2 separate regions of the Mus musculus genome follow, and region 2 is linked to region 1. A link is a loop called in an ENCODE intact Hi-C map of the cell type or tissue named here. Cell type or tissue: left cerebral cortex. All regions are shown on one strand.

Region 1 (8,000 bases):
ATGTATAGTGCACATACATGCCTGCAAAACACTCATACATGTATTTTACAAATATGGGTGGTGGTGGTGGTGGTGGTGTTTGGTGTCTGTGTAGCCCTAGCTGTCCTGGAAGTAAGGCATCTACCTGCCTCTGCCTCCTGAGTTCTGGGATTAAAGGCTAACTGCCTGGCCTAACACTCATACACGTAAAATAAAACAATTAAATCCTTTAAAAGATTGTAGAAAATCCAAGAGCCCATACTTAAGGCTTTTAATACCCAGGAAGGCACACGGCTAAGAGAATTTACAGCTTACCATTTCTGATACTCTCAGGGGTTGGCAGACCTGCAGCTCAAATTAAAACAGCAAAATCATATTTTCTCTTTCATTCATGAAAAAGAAATCAGTAGTGGTGGAAACATGTCCAGATCTGGTTAGTATCACTTACTTACATTTATTTATACTTGTCACACAGCTTCATTTAATCAACCAACCTTTCTTTCTCTCTCTCTCTCTCTTTCTCTCTCTCTCTCTCTTTTCTTTTCTTCTCTTTTCTTTCTTTCTTTCTTTCTTTCTTTCTTTCTTTCTTTCTTTCTTTCTTTCTTTCTTTCTTTCTGAGACAGAGTCTTACTATGCAGACAGAGCTGGTCCTGAGCTTACAGAGATCTGCCTGCCTCTGCCTCCCAAGCTTCCAAGTGCTGTAATCAAAAGTGTTTGCCACCAAGTCTGTCCCCATCAACCCACTCTCTCAGACAGACAGGAAGAAAGAGAGAAAAGAAAGGAAGGAAGGAAGGGAGGAAGGAAGCCAGCCAGGTTAGGTGTGGTAGTATACACCTTTAATCTCAGCACTCAGAAGGCAGAGGCAGATGGATCTCTGTGCATTTAAGGCCAGCCTTATGTACATAGGAAGTTCCTGGTCAGCTCAGGTTTCATAGTGAGCTCTGTCTCAAAATATAGTACATATATAAGTTAGTGGTCTAAATTTCTGCTGCATTAAGACGCTGGAAAAAGAGGAACTGTTATGAAGGGCTTGAAGATAACCTCCCATTATTAGCGAAATACTGAGTTTCCTTCCCTAAGATCTAGGACAAGAGGTCCTTTTTCACCCCCACCCCACCCCCAAAACAACAACAACAACAAAACTATAAACCCAAAACCAATCAACCAAATAAAAACCATGCTGGTAGCCGGACGTGGTGGCACACGCCTTTAATCCCAGTACTCGGGAGGCAGAGGCAGGCGGATTTCTGAGTTCGAGGCCAGCCTGGTCTACAAAGTGAGTTCCAGGACAGCCAGGGCTATACAGAGAAACCCTGTCTCGAAAAACCAACCAACCAACCAAACAAACAAACAAAAACCATGCTGGTGCCCACAATGGTTGTATCTACATTCATAATAATCCCGCTCTTGCACAGTTACTGGGTTGGTTTGTTAATTTGTTCTTTGTTTCTCACTCAATGGAGTAAACTTTTTGTTCTGGTTTGATTTTTGAGACAGTATTTCCCTGTGGAGCCTTGGCTGTCCTGGAACTCACTTTGTAGACCAGGCTGACTTCAAACTCCCAGAGATCCACCTGCCTCTGACTCTCAAGTGCTGGGACTAAAGGCATGCAACCACTATGGTTAGCTAAGGGCAGTAGTATCATTCATGGGTTGCATGCATATTGATATATAACCCGTATACACAATTCCAATTACATTAGTATTAATTAGCACCCTTAGCACAGTGCTGAGATGTGGTTATGCAAGGTAAAGGTATTCTTGCCAGGTAGCTCTCTGCAAGACTGCAGCATCCTTTACTGCCAAACCCTGGGCCTCACTGATTTGCATACAAAGAGCCTTTACTGAAGGATTACACCAATAGCTACCCAGCTCTCAAACTGTTGTCAACTTTCCTATACACTACTGCATTTTTTTTTTTTGCCCTTCTCTATCTGGGTCAGCCTTACCCAGGTCAGCCTTAGTCATGCCCTGCTTCCATGGCCATCAGCTCAGGCAACAAGGACCTAACTGCCCCCTCTCTGTGTGCTAGAGTTACAGCTGCTTAACTAGGAGCCTGGCTCTTACATGGGCTCTGGGGATCCGAACTCAGTTCCTCATGCTTGCATATCAAGCACTTTGCCCACACTGAATCGTCTCCCCAGCTCTGAAGTTAAATCTTTCTTTCTTTTTCCTTTTTTTTTTTTTTCAAAACAGGAATTCCGCTGTGTAGCTGTGTAGCCCTGGCAGTCACTTTGTAGATCAGGCTGAGATCCACCTGCCTCTGCCTCCCAGGTGTTGGGATTAAAGGCATGTGCTACCACTGCCCAGGTGGTTCTCAACCTCTGGGTCTCCACCCCTTCAGGGGTCAAACAACCCTGTCACAGGGGTCCCCTAAGACTATCAGAAATACCAGATATGGGCTGGTGAGATGGCTCAGTGGTTAAGAGCACCGACTGCTCTTTCGAAGGTCCTGAGTTCAAATCCCAGCAACCATTATGGTGGCTCACAACCATCCATAACAAGATCTGACGCCCTCTTCTAGAGTGTCTGAAGACAGCTACAGTGTACTTACATATAATAAATAAATTAATCTTAAAAAAAAGAAAAGAAATACCAGATATTCAAAATTATGAAGTAGCAATGCAAATAACTTTATGGTCAGGGGTCACCACAACTATGAGGAACTTTATTAAAGGGTTGTAGCATTAGGAGCGTTGAGACTCACAGGATTAACAGGTAAAAATGCTTTCTGCCAAGCCTGGCAACCTGAGTTTGATCCCTGGGACCCATGTGACAGAAGGAGAGAGCCTATCCCTGCAAGAATATTCTTTGACCTCCACACGTGTGCCATGACACGTGTCCCCTCCCCCCTGGAATAAAAAAAAAAAATAAATGTAAAAGATCTTAAATACTATAACATGGCAGTAAAATTGAATTTATTTTTGTTTCTAAAAATTTAAGCCTACTTATCTACCAGCTAAAGATAGTTTTCTTGGCTCTTTAGAGATTCCACCAGAAAACTCCCAGATGCCAATAACTGAAGAGAAGCACGGAGCCTGTGAAATGCCTGTGAAGTCAAGTCCAATGGCTCGCAAGGATCCTAAGTGAATAAAGAGTCTGAGGGGACTTTTTCTGTACAGCTAGTCTCAGCGGGAAAGCAGCTCTGCCTGGGAAGCCCTGAGGGAAAAAGGCCCACAGATGTGTTTATGGAGAGGCTTTTGAAACCAGGAGATCAGTTTGGCCAAAGATGGAAAAGGAGCTAGCTCTTGAAGCTGCTTCCGAGAGGGGCAGCAGGTGCCAGTTTGTACGTTGTCAAGTTGAGACAATCCAGAGCCCCAACCCAAAACACTAAGGCAGATCCAGTGAAACCCGAAGGGCCCTAACAGAGCTAGGCTGGAAAGGAGCCTGTGGGGCCCTTCACGAATCAGAACCCACAGAATTCCCACAGTAGTTAGCGACAAAGAAGGGCTGGGATTGTAGCCCTGTTGGTAGAGTGCTTGCCTAGCGTACACAAGGCTCTGGGTTTGATTCCTAGCACGTGATAAGACTGGGTGTGGTGGATCCTGGTGCAAGAGAAGTGGAGACCTGAGGAAGTTCACTCTCTGTCCTGTCTGTGAAAGTAAGACTGTCTCAACAGAGGTCAGGGGAAGACTGTTGAGATGGTGACCTGAGTCTCATCTCCAGAGCCCACGTAAAAGTGGTGGGAGAGAGAGGGAGAAAGAGAGAGAGATAGAGAAAGATATATATATATATATATGTATATATATATATATATATATATATATATATATATATAGAGAGAGAGAGAGAGAGAGAGAGAGAGAGAGAAGATAAACACAGCTGAGTGACTAAGGAAATATATCCTTTCTTTCTTTCCAGTGACTATGATCTCCAGGTCTGGGGTAGCTATGAAAGCTCTCCCCCTCTCTCCGTTCTATCTCTCTAGATGGAATTTTCTTCTCTGTCTAGACACCAGGGTTTGAAGTGGGCCCAGTGAGAATGAAGTTCCCATTAGGAGATAAACAAGAGGTACAATAAAGTTATTATGTTCTCTACGGAGCTTGGAAAATTGTGGCAATTCTTCTTGCACAAAGCCAGCCGCCTCTGCAAAGTGTCAACTGGCATCCCCTGGAGCTCGGGGCTCTCTGGCGGAGCCTCTGTTTATGAGACAGGCAGTTTCTTCTTGCAGTTCCCTTTCTCATGACTCCAAAATTGAAACTTTCCCTTCTTCCTTCCTCTCCCCTTCCCCCTTGCTTCTGTTCTCTCTTTCTCTCCCTCTGTGGCATGTGCTAGGCAAATACCATGGAGCTGCTGTCCAGCCCTCAATCTCTCGTTTATTTGATTATTGTTTTCCTTGGATAAGCTCTCCTGTAGAGCTGGTCTTGAATTTATGATCAGGTGTTGCTGTCACCTCCCGGAGGACAGGACTGCAGCCCAGGCTGTACGTAGGCACAAAGCTTCTGATGGTAGATTTAAGCAGTTGTCAAAGGGTTTGGAATTAAATGAAAAATAAGGCAATTGAAAAACAATGACACTATTAACTTCAGAATACATAGATAACCAAACAGGGCAGGGTGTTGCAAGCCTGAAATCTCAGCACTTGAAAGACTGAGGCAGGAGAATTGCCAAGAGGTGGAGGCACCCTGGGTATACATCAATATCTCAGTATCTCAGCCCTGTGCCTTGATGCTTGCCTGCAATCCCGGCACTTGGTTTAAAGGAGTTCAAGGGCAGACTAAGCTATAAAGTGAAATCCCGTCTCAAACAAACAAACAAACAAACAAATCCTATTTCAAACTTTTTTCTACTTTTTTTTTTTTTATTTTTTGAGAACTGTGGTGGTTTGACTAAAAAATAGCCCTCATGGGTTCCTAGGGACTGGCACTGTTAGGAGGTGTGGCCTTGTTGGAGTGGGTGTGGCATTGCTGGGGGAAGTATGTCACTGGGGTGGGTCTTGAGGTTTCAGACCCTCAAACCAGGGTCTATGTGTCTCAGTTGCTTCCTACTGTCTGTAGATCCGGATGTAGACCTCTCAGCGGCCTCTCCAGAACCATGTCTGCCTGCAGGCTGCTAGGCTTCCTGCTATGACCAATAATGGACTGAACCTCTGAAGTGTAAGCCAGGCCTAACGAAACACTTTTCCTTATAAGAATTGCTGAGGTCATGGTGTCTCCCACAGCAACAGAAACCCTAAATAAGATAGAAGGGACTTTTTGTTTATCTTTGTGTAGTTGTTTTGTAATATTTATCTATTTAACTTATATTTTACCTCTAAAGAGGTAGGGCTGGGGCATAAACTGAGGTAAAAACCTGCTAGCTGAGCGAGGTTATCTTTATTTTCTTAACTACATACGAAGAATTTATTTACAAGCCTGACCCTACAGCTAAACTGCCAGCTCTTGAGAAATCTCTTTCTGTGTCATACTACTGAGCTAGCCTATCTTTCTCTTGAGCTCTCCAAACCCAAGAGGGCTCCTTAGCTCTCTTTCCTAGAATCCTGTTTTACCTGTGTCCTGCCAGCTGCTTCTCTGCTGTTCCGGCAAGCCCAAAGAGGAAATCCCTATCTCTTACCCAGAGCTCCTTCCATAAAGGCTCTTCCAAGCAGAGAGAGAGAGAGAGAGAGAGAGAGAGAGAGAGAGAGAGAGAGAGAGAGAGAGAGAGAGAGAGAGAGAGAGAGCTCTATCAAAGGCCTGACTGCTATGCTTCGGCAGGCTGAACCATGTCACCATCATGGGGGGAGGGGAGGGATCCAAGCCATATCAGTAGGAGTTGAACCATTTCACTGTGGGGCAGCTCAAGGCCATCCAGCTGATGGCCCTTGGGTCATTAGAGCAAAGACCACAAGACCTCTCCCAAGCAACTTACCTGAAAACATGCAGGCACTTTCCAGTCTTCAGCATTCTTATCTATGGAGGCTTTTAGAGCCACACCCCTATCTGCAGCTGACAAATATCTATTTAAGCTTGTATAGTTTGCTAACAATTAGGTTTTCTACGTACAATAATCAAATATCTTGTAACATTGTTTTAAAATAAAAATTCTTGCTGTGGCTCTGGTTAGCCCAGAATTCATTATGTAGATTAGGCCAGCCTCAACTTCTTGACCATCCTCCTTCCTCAGGCTCCCCAGTATTGAGAGTGTAGATGCCACCATATCACCACAACATTCCAAACTTAGTATTAAAGCTTGTTGCCTTTTTTTGCACTCACCAATAAAATAAACTTCCACACAGTTAGTGAGTACACACATGTATCACACACATATACATGAATGCAGATATATGCACACAGGCCCTGGCACATGAACATATATATCATGATCAGCATTTTAAGGATTTATTTTGACCTATTAAAATTTACAATCCCCTGCTAATTAGTCTGAGGAATTTCCACATATCCATCAGACTCATAAATTACTCAAGTCAAGTACAATTCTCTCCCTGGTAGAACCACCCATTTGTTCTTTGTGGGTGTGCACATACATTTTTTTTCCTGAACCTTTTAAACGGAGTTCTTAGGAGGCTTAGAAGACAACTATTCCTTTTGATGTCACATACTTTCGTGTATATTGCCAAAAACAGGGCATTCTCTTACACAGTCCATACAGTGACCTAAATTATTTTTTTTTATTTTAATCCTTTAATGTCTAATTCAAAGTCTATTCAAGTTTCATAAGCTGTTCTTCCCAGCTCTCTCTTTGTCCGTATCCAGAGCCAACTCAAAACTGGGTGTCATGTGTGGCCGTGATAGTGTAGCCGTCACCTGTTACCTGATAAAGTTCCTCAGATGAAAACATGGTCAGGGATTTTATAGAACGACATTCAATTTGGGTTTGGCTGATGTTCCGTATAATTAGACTTGGTTTATGTGTTTAAGCAACCCTGCATCATTCCTAGAGTATTACAACAGAAGGAACACCTTGTCTGATTGTCCTGGTGTGACTAATGTTCAAGATAATCATTGGCTGACTGTGGGGGCCACCAGAATTTTCCATCAAAAAGTCAGTTTTTCTCCATGTATAAAATACTGTCATCTTTGAAAAGACATTTTGATATCTTTGACATTTTCTGAGGCAGGGTCCCATGTAGCTCAGGCTGGCCTCAAACATGATACATAGCTCATAGCCTTACCTCCTTGCCTCCGTTTTTCTAGTGCTGGTACTAAAGGTGTGGGTTACCGTATTTAGTTGTGTATGTGCTGAAAACAGAAGGCACCTTAGGCTTTGTGCTAGCACTCTGCTAATGGAGCCACTTCTGCAGACTTCCTTCCTTCTGTTCTTTTTTATTTATTTATTTATTTAGTTAGTTAGTTAGTTAGTTAGTTTTTCGAGACAGGGTTTCTCTATATAGTCCTGGCTGTCCTGGAACTCACTTTGCAGACCAGGCTGGCCTCGAACTCAGAAATCCACCTGCCTCTGCCTCCCAAGTGCTGGGATTAAAGGCGTGCACCACCACCATCCTCCTTCCTTCTGTTCTTAAAGAATTGTGTATGCATGTTGGTCTACATGTAGTATGCACACCACGTATATGACAGTGCCCAAGGAAGGCCAGAAGAGGGTGTCCAATGCCCTGATACTGGAGTTGTGAACTTCCATGTGGTTGCTGGAAAGTGAACCTGAGTCCTCTGCATGCTCTTAGCCACTGAAACATCTCTCCAGGTTCCTCCCCTACCCCTTTCTCTGTTGTTTGCTAGTTTGTTTGTGTATTGTTTGTTTCTGAGTCAGTGTCTTCTGTAGCTTAGGTTAGACTGAAACTCCTTATCTCGGGTTGGTTTTGAGCTCAGCGTTCCAAGTTCTAGGGTCACAAACATAACACTACATCTGGCTCTAGTCTCTCATTTAGTGTGTGTGTATGTGTGTCTGTATATCTGTGTCTAAGCTACCTTTCTGTTGCTGTGAAGAGACACCATGACTAAGGCAACTTATAGAACCAAGAAGATATTGGGGCTGAGAGATTTAAAAGTTAGTCTATAACCATCGTGGTGGGGAGCATGACAATGGAATAGGAAACAGAGAGCTGTCTGGAAATGGCTTTGGCATATG
Region 2 (8,000 bases), 72 kb before region 1:
TCCTTAGAATGGGGAACAAAATACCCATGGAAAGAGTTACAGAGACAAAGTTTGGAGCTGAGACGGAAGGAAGGACCATCCAGAGACTGCCCCACCCGGGGATCCATCCCATAATCAGCCACCAAACGCAGACACTATTGCATATGCCAGCAAGAATTTGCTGACAGGACCCTGATATAGCTGTCTCTTGTGAGGCTGTGCCAGTCCCTGGCAAATACAGAAGTGGATGCTCACAGTCATCTAGTGAATGGAACACAGGGCCCCCAATGGAGGAGCTAGAGAAAGTACTCAAGGACCTGAAGGGGTCTATAGGAGAAACAACAATATGTACTAACCAGTACCCCCAGGGCTTATGTCTCTAGCTGCATATGTAGTAGAATATGGCCTAGTGGTCCATCACTGAGAGGAGAGGCCCTTGGTCTTGCAAAGATTATATGCCCCAGTACAGGGGAATACCAGAGCCAGGATTCGGGAGTGGGTGGTTTAGAAGCAGGGCAGGGGGAGTGTATAGTGGACTTTCGATAGTATTTGAAATGTAAATGAGCCAGGTGCGGTGGCGCACACCTTTAATCCCAGCACTCGGGAGGCAGAGGCAGGTGGATTTCTGAGTTCGAGGCCAGCCTGGTCTACAAAGTGAGTTCCAGGACAGCCAGGGCTATACAGAGAAACCCTGTCTCGAAAACAAAACAAAACAAAAAAATGTAAATGAAGAAAATGTCTAATTAGAAAATTGTTTAAAAAAAAAAAGAAGAAAGATGGGGTCTGTCTTAGTGGGCAACTCTTATAAGGACAACATTTAATTGGGGCTGTTTACAGGTTTAGAGATTCAGTCCAGTATCGTCAAGGCAGGAGTAAGGCCGCATCCAGGCAGGCATGGTGCAGTAGGAGGAGCTGAGAGTTCTACATCTTCATCCAAAGGCAATCAGGAACAGATTGGCGTCCAGGCAGCAAGGAGGAGGGTCTTAAAGCCCACACCCACCAGTGACACACCTTCTCCAAGGCTATATCTCCAAATAGTGCCATTCTCTGGACCAAACATATTCAAACCACTACAGTCTCTCTATATAACCCTGATGGATATGCCTGGCTCTGCCTCCTGAGTGCTGAGATTAAAGGTGTATACCACAATTGGCTCAAGTTTCTTTTTTTTTAAATTAGTTTGTTTTTCAAGACAGGGTTCCTCTGTGTAACAGTCCTGGCTAGCCTAGAACTCACTTTGTAGACCATACTATCCTTGAGCTAACAGAAATCCACCTGCCTCTTCTGGGATTAAAGATGTGCACTACAAGGCCTGTCTTTTTCATTAGTTTTTATTTTATGTATGTGTGTGAGTGCCTGTATATATGTATGTGCATCACATGAGACCCGAAGACCAGAGCTGGATATACATGGTTGTAAGCTGCCATGTGGGCACTGAAAAACTGAACCTGAGTCTACTGTAAGAACAGCAGATACTCTTTTTTGTTTGTTTGAGACAGGGTTTCTCCATATAGCCCTGGCTGTCCTGGAACTCAGTCTGTAGACCAGGCTAGCCTCAAACTCAGAAATCCACCTGTCTCTTCCTCCCGAGTGCTGGGATTAAAGGCATGTGCCACCACTGCCTGGCTTTTTAGTTATTTATTTTTAGATACTCTTTTTTAAAATTTTTTTAATTTTTTTTATTTATATGAGTACACTGTAGCTGTCTTCAGACACACACCAGAAAGGGGGGGGGGCATCAGATCCCATGACAAATGGCTGTGAACCACCATGTGGTTGCGAGAAATTGAACTCAGGACCTCTAGCAGAGCAGTCAGTGCTCTTAACTGTTGAGCCATCTCTCCAGCCCAGCAAATACTCTTAACAGCCATATATTTTCAGTATTTCTGATACCTTTGCCCAAGAGTCAAATATCAATGATATCCTATCTATCTAGCTATCTAGCTACTTATTTACCTACCTACCTATCTATGTACCTACCTACCTACCTATCAATTTTATTTTTTTCAAGTCAGAATTTCTCTGTACAGCCCTGGCTGTGGAACTTGCTCTGTAGAGTGGGCTGGCCTTATACTCAGAGATCCACCTGCTTCTGCTTCCTAGTGCTAGGATTGAAGGCATATTCCAGCACACCTGCCTTAAAGATTTATTTATGCATTTCATGGATACAGATACTTTCTCTGTTTGTAAAGTCTGCACACCAGAAGAGGGCATCTGATCCCATCATAGACAGTTGTGAGCCACCATAGGAGCGCTGGGAATTTAACTCAGGACCTCTGGAAGAGCAGAGAGTGCCCTTAAACCGCTGAGCCACCTCTCCAGTCTCTTTATTTATTTATCTTGTCATTTTAAATGATTTTGTTTGTTTAGCAGGAGGGCTTTTGGGGGAAGGAGGGGTAGCCTGTTTGGGGTTTGTTTGTTTTGAGAAAGGATCCTAATGTAGCTAGCCTAGGCTGCCCTTGAGTTTCTGACTCTCTGACCTCTACTACTAAATTCTGGGATTATAGGATGAGACTCCCAGGACTGTTGGCTGATCCTTGCTTTCTTTTTGCTGTCACACAGTATTTCACTCTTACTTCATATTCTGGAGAAGTACTTACTTAAAGTAATTATTGGTTGCAATTTTCTAAGCATTATATTAAATGTATTTGTTTGCCAGATCCTAAGATGTGCTGAGCTTCCTAAACCTGGACCTCGTCCTGATTGCCAAGACCTTAATATAGGAACAATAATAATAATATCAACAGTGCAGCCAAGCGGTGTTTGCTTTCCTTACAAAAAGCATACTGAAAAGTGTGTCTTCTGATGTGGGAGGAGATAAGATGCCGTCATGGTGAGAGCAGACAACTTGAATAAATTTGTAATCAGAGGATCACAGTTGATTGCAGGTGATTGCCTGAAGTGAAAGCTATTCCTAGGTTTGAAAGTCAATAAAGGGACCATTAAATAGATGCCTATCTCAGTCCTGAACATTTCTCTAATGAATTAGCATTCCCAACCCTTACATTTAAGTATTAAAAATTAATAAATGCTAATTATTGATTTGTGCTACAAAATCTATTACCTTGGATAATCATCTCTCATGTAAACTCACAGCATGTAATGATTTCCTTTCAAGAAATAATCTTCCACGCTTGAAAACTTATTAGACTTGTTTAGAAGAAACGCTGCAGAGAAAAGAGAACTGCTCCTTTCAAAAGGCAAATCATGATGTTGGGTGTAGCTCAGTGGCAGAGCGCATGCCCAATGTGCTGAGACCCTGGATTCAACCCCAATTCCAGTAGGAAAAGAAAGCAAACTATAAACACACACCGGGTATAAATGGGCTATGTAATACTTTTTGCTCCCAACCCATGGGAAAATGCTCTGAACAGAGATAAGTAAATCCCAGGTTCTCATACTTGACAGCTGAGATAAGGAACGGGAAGGATTACAAAGCTTTGCTGAGTCTTGCATTTGCTGAAGATCGTCCTGGAGATAAATCACCCAGTAAGAGGAAATGGTTAGGATGGGTTTCTGTTTTGTAGTCCCTCCCTAGATTGCCCTGGCTGGCTTTGAACTCAAAATCATGCTTCTACCTCCTGACTGCTGGGATTCTGAGCTTGTGTCACCAAGACTGGCCTTCACCTTTTGTTTGTTCCGTGTTGCCAGGAGTAGAACCTATAGCATACTAGGCTCTACCCGTGCATTCACACCCAGCCTCTGACCTTCATTTCTTATGTACAAGAAGTCCTCTGCCCAGAATTAGGAAACTGGAGGTTTAAAAAAATGAGGATGTTTCAATCCTACTTAGAAGGGGGAACAAAATATTCAAGGGAAGTAGAGGGTGAGGAGGGACTTTGGAGGAAGAGAGGAGGGGGGCAATGAGGGGCAGAATCAGGTATGGGAGGAGATGGAGATGTACAGAGGGTCAGGAATTTGAACAGAGGTATGTAGCAATGGGGGATGAAGAACTGGGAGTAGCAACTAGAAAGTCCCAGATGCCAGGAAAGCAAGAGCCTCTTAAGACCCCACAGGGATGACATTAGCAGAAATACCCCAAAAAGGGGAGGGAGAACCTGTGGAGACCATATCCAGAAGTTAGGCATGCCCCCCCCCCCCAGTTGAGGGATGGGACCACCTACCCATCTCCAAAAATGTAACCCAGAATTTTTCCTTTCTAAAGAAAATACAGGGACAAAGAGTGGAGCAGAGACTGAAGGAAAGGCCATGCAGAGACTGCCCCACCTGGGGATCCATCCCACATGCAGACACCAAACCCAGACACTATTGTGGATGCCAAGAAGTGCTTGCTGTCCAGAGCTTGATACAGCTGTCTCCTGAGAGGCTCTGCCAGACCCTAACCAATACAGATGCAGATGCTCGCAGCCAACCATCAGACTGAGCACAGAGACCCCAATGGAGGAGTTAGGAGGGACTGAAGGAGCTGAGGGGATTTATCTGACATCAATAGGAGGGGAGGCCGTTGGTCCTGTGAGGGCTTGATGCCCTAGTGTAGATGAATGCTAGGGCAGTGAGGGGGGAGTGGGTGGGTAGGGGAGCACCCTCATAGAAGCAGGGTAAGGGGGGATAGTATAGGAGGATTACAGAGGGGAAAACGGGAAAGGGGATAACATTTGAAATGTAAATAAATAAAATATCCAATTTTTTAAAAATGAGGAATCGAAACCAAACTGCAAAAAAAAAAAAAGAATATGAACTGCTACTTTTTCTTTTAGCGAGGGCACAAGTTGGTCTTAAACTCACTGTGTAGCCCAGGCTGGCATGAAACCACAATCTTGGTTCTACAGTACTGCATCTTTTGTATCCAGGAATTTGCAGAAAATGTTGTCTTAGTTAAGGTTTCCATTGCTGTGAAGAGACACCATGACCAAGGCAACTCTAATAAAGGGCAACATTTAATTGTGATTGGCTTACAGGTTCAGAGGGTCAGTCCATCATCACCATCATGATGGAAAGGAAGCATCTTGATGGGATGCTCTAACCCAGGAAGCCATGGCATTGGAGAAAGCGCTAAGAGCTCTAAATCTTGATCCCTTGGGAGCAGAGAGTGTGTGTCTGCTACTTTAGAGGTAGCTTGAGCATAGGAGATCTCACTTCCCCTGGGATGCACTTCCTCTAACAAAGCCACAAACCCTAATAGTGCCACTCCCAGCCGGCCAAACATCCAAACACATGATTCTATGGGGCCCATAATGATTTAAACCATCACAAATGTGTTCCCTTTGAAATATGTTTCAGGCAGGGCACAGGGAGACATGCCTTTAATCCCAACACTCAGAAGGCAGAGACAGAGGGATCTCTGTGAGCTGAAGGCCACCCTAGTCTACGTAGTCACTTCCAGGACAGACAGGACTATGTAGAAAGACCCCCGTCTCACACACACACAAAAGGTCTTAGTGTGGAGAGTTGGCTCATCAGTTAGTTAAAAGTGCTTGCTGCTTTTGTGGATGACCTGGATGACCCAGGTTCCATTCCCAACATCCATGTAGAAGCTCACAACTTGGTAATTCCAAGCCAAGGGAATCAGAGGCCCTCTTCTGACTTCTTTGGGCACCAAGCACTCACAAAGTGCACACATATACATGCAATGGTTTGTATAGGCTTGGCCTAGAGAGTGGCACTATTAAGAGGTGTGGCCTTGTTGGAGTAGGTGTGTCATTGTGAGCATGGGATTTAATACTTTCAACCTAGCTGCCTGGAAGCCAGTGAAGATGTAGAACTCTCAGTTCCTCTTGCATCATGCCTGCCTGGATGCTGCCTTGCTCCTGCCTTGATAATAATGGACTGAACCTCTGAACCTGTAAGCCAGCCCCAGTTAAATGTTGTCCTTATAAGAGTTGCCGGGCTGGAGAGATGGCTCAGCGGTTAAGAGCACTGACTGCTCTTCTGAATGTCCTGAGTTCAATTCCCAGCAACCACATGGTGGCTTACAACCACCTGTAATGAGATCTGACGCCCTCTTATGGAGTGTCTGAAGACAGCTACAGTGTACTTAAATATAATAAATAAATAAATCTTAAAAAAAAAAAAAAGAGTTGCCTTGGTCATGGTGTCTGTTCACAGCAGTAAAACCCTAAGACAATATATGTAGGCAAAACACTCATTCACATAAAACAATAAAATAGAAACATTTTTAATGCATGTGTGTGCATGTAGTGATGAGAGGACATGTTCGAATGTCCTCAGAGAAACTATCTACTGCCTTTAAGACAGGATATCTCACTGGCTCCCCACTTAGGCATCAGCAAGCCACAGGGGTCATCCTCCTGCCTCCGAGTGCTTGGATCACAAAAACCACCACTATGCCAAGTTTTTAAGTAGATTCTAAAAATCAAACTCAGGTTCTCATGCTTGCAAGGCAAGTGCCTAACTGACTGAGCTTCTCCCCCCCCCCCCCCCCAGTCCTCTTTCTCCTTAAACAGAATCAATTCAAATAGTGTTTGCCAGCTATTCCATGCTACAAACATTCTAGGTCCCAGAAGACAGTGTTAAAGTCCCTGTTCTCATCTGAGAATCATGTTACATTCAAAGGGGTTTTCCGGCTAACTTTGTGGTAGTGTTCACTGTCGTCTACACTTGAATCTGGGAAATATCTGAAGGATCCTGTGATTTGAGAACAGTGACTCTCAACTCAAAATCTAAAGCAGATTTCCATTTAATGCATGTGCTGTGAGATTTAGAATCACTGAGGAAACTAATCTCTGGAGTTGTCTGTGAAGACTTGTCTGGATTGAGTTAACTGAAGTAGGACACACCCAACATGGATTGGGGGTCTGAGACTGAATAAAAAGGGGGAAAGGAGGCAGAGACAGGGCTGATCTCTGGGAGTTCCAGGCCAGCCAGGGCTACAAAGTGATACCCTGTAAAAACAAAATGAAACAAACAAACAAACCGAAACCTGAGCATGAGCAGTCATGGGTCTCTCCTCCCTAACTGGATGCAATGTGACAGGCTGTTGCCTCCTATGCCTGCCACCAACACCCCTGCCCCTGCCCCACGGTGGAAGGTATTCTTTGAGATACAGTTACTATGTAACCTAGGCTAACTAGCCAAATAAACCCCTGAGTTGCTTTTGTCAGATATTTTGCACTTCAACAAGACAAGTAGCCAATGCACTTATAGCACACTAAAGAACAGCAGAATACAGTACTTGTTGTAGACACCCTAAGCCACGGTGGCTGAAAATGAATGCTGGGATAATGCTGAGAAGGAAAGAATTGGGTGTGTGGTAGGGCATACCTATAATTCCAGGAGTCTAGGAGTAAAGACAACAGGGTCAAGAGTTCAAGTTCATCCTTAGCTGTATATTGGAGACCAGGCTGGCATGTATATATATATATATATATATATAAACCTTTTGTCAAAAATAAAGTAACACAGAAAGTGAGGATTGTGGAGAGTGATGGAGTAACAGATTTGTTTGATTGTTTGTTTGTTTGTTTGTTTGTTTGTTTTGTGAGAAGCCTTAGGAGATTGCATGTTTGCACATGGGGTGTGTGTAGTGTGTGTGTGTGTGTGTGTACATACCAGCTTTAATTTTTTTATATTAAATATATAACATACATATGTATACGGGATGTGGATATGAGGATATACATTATATATGCATATAATTATTGTGTGCTTTACCTGTATGTATGTGCACTGGTTGAGTTTGTGTGTCAACTTGACACAAGCTGGAATTATCACGGAGAAAGGCATCTCAACTGAGGAAATGCCTTCATGAGATCCAGCTGTAAGGCATTTTCTCAATTAGTGATCAAGGTGGGAAGACCCATTGTGGGTGGTGCCATCCCTGGACTGGTAGTCTTGGGTCCTATAAGAAAGCAAAGCCGGGCATGGTGGTGCACGCCTTTAAACCCAGCACTTGGGAGGCAGAGGCAGGTGGATTTCTGAGTTGGAGGCCAGCCTGGTTTACAGAGTGAGTTCCAGGACAGCCAGGGCTACACAGAGAAACCCTGTCTCAAAAAAACAAAAAACAAACAAAAAGAAAGCAAGCTGAGCAAGGCAAAGCAAGC

Evidence for each region. A loop is a pair of places that touch in the nucleus more often than their neighbours do. Peaks named below come from ENCODE experiments on the same cell type or tissue, not always from the same donor. Only the 100,000 strongest peaks of a DNase experiment are listed, where the experiment ranks them.
Region 2: a loop joins it to region 1, with 2.7 times the contacts of the local background. A loop is called at or near these places in 3 of 42 quality-filtered maps.

Annotation. Positions count from the first base shown.
Region 1 is chr12:75,755,639-75,763,638 of GRCm38, forward strand. The region is part of intron 3 of Gm40447; the gene reads right to left. Among named protein-coding and RNA genes, the nearest start is that of Sgpp1, 24 kb to the left of the region's middle. In left cerebral cortex, no CTCF peak of the experiment used is centred here; a DNase peak (open chromatin) is centred at 3,110.
Region 2 is chr12:75,684,103-75,692,102 of GRCm38, forward strand. Gm34717 (a long non-coding RNA gene) reads left to right here. Exons shown (of 3, transcript XR_381697.2): 2 at 2,639-2,867; 3 at 4,145-4,162. Among named protein-coding and RNA genes, the nearest start is that of Gm40890, 14 kb to the right of the region's middle. In left cerebral cortex, no CTCF peak of the experiment used is centred here; no DNase peak of the experiment used is centred here.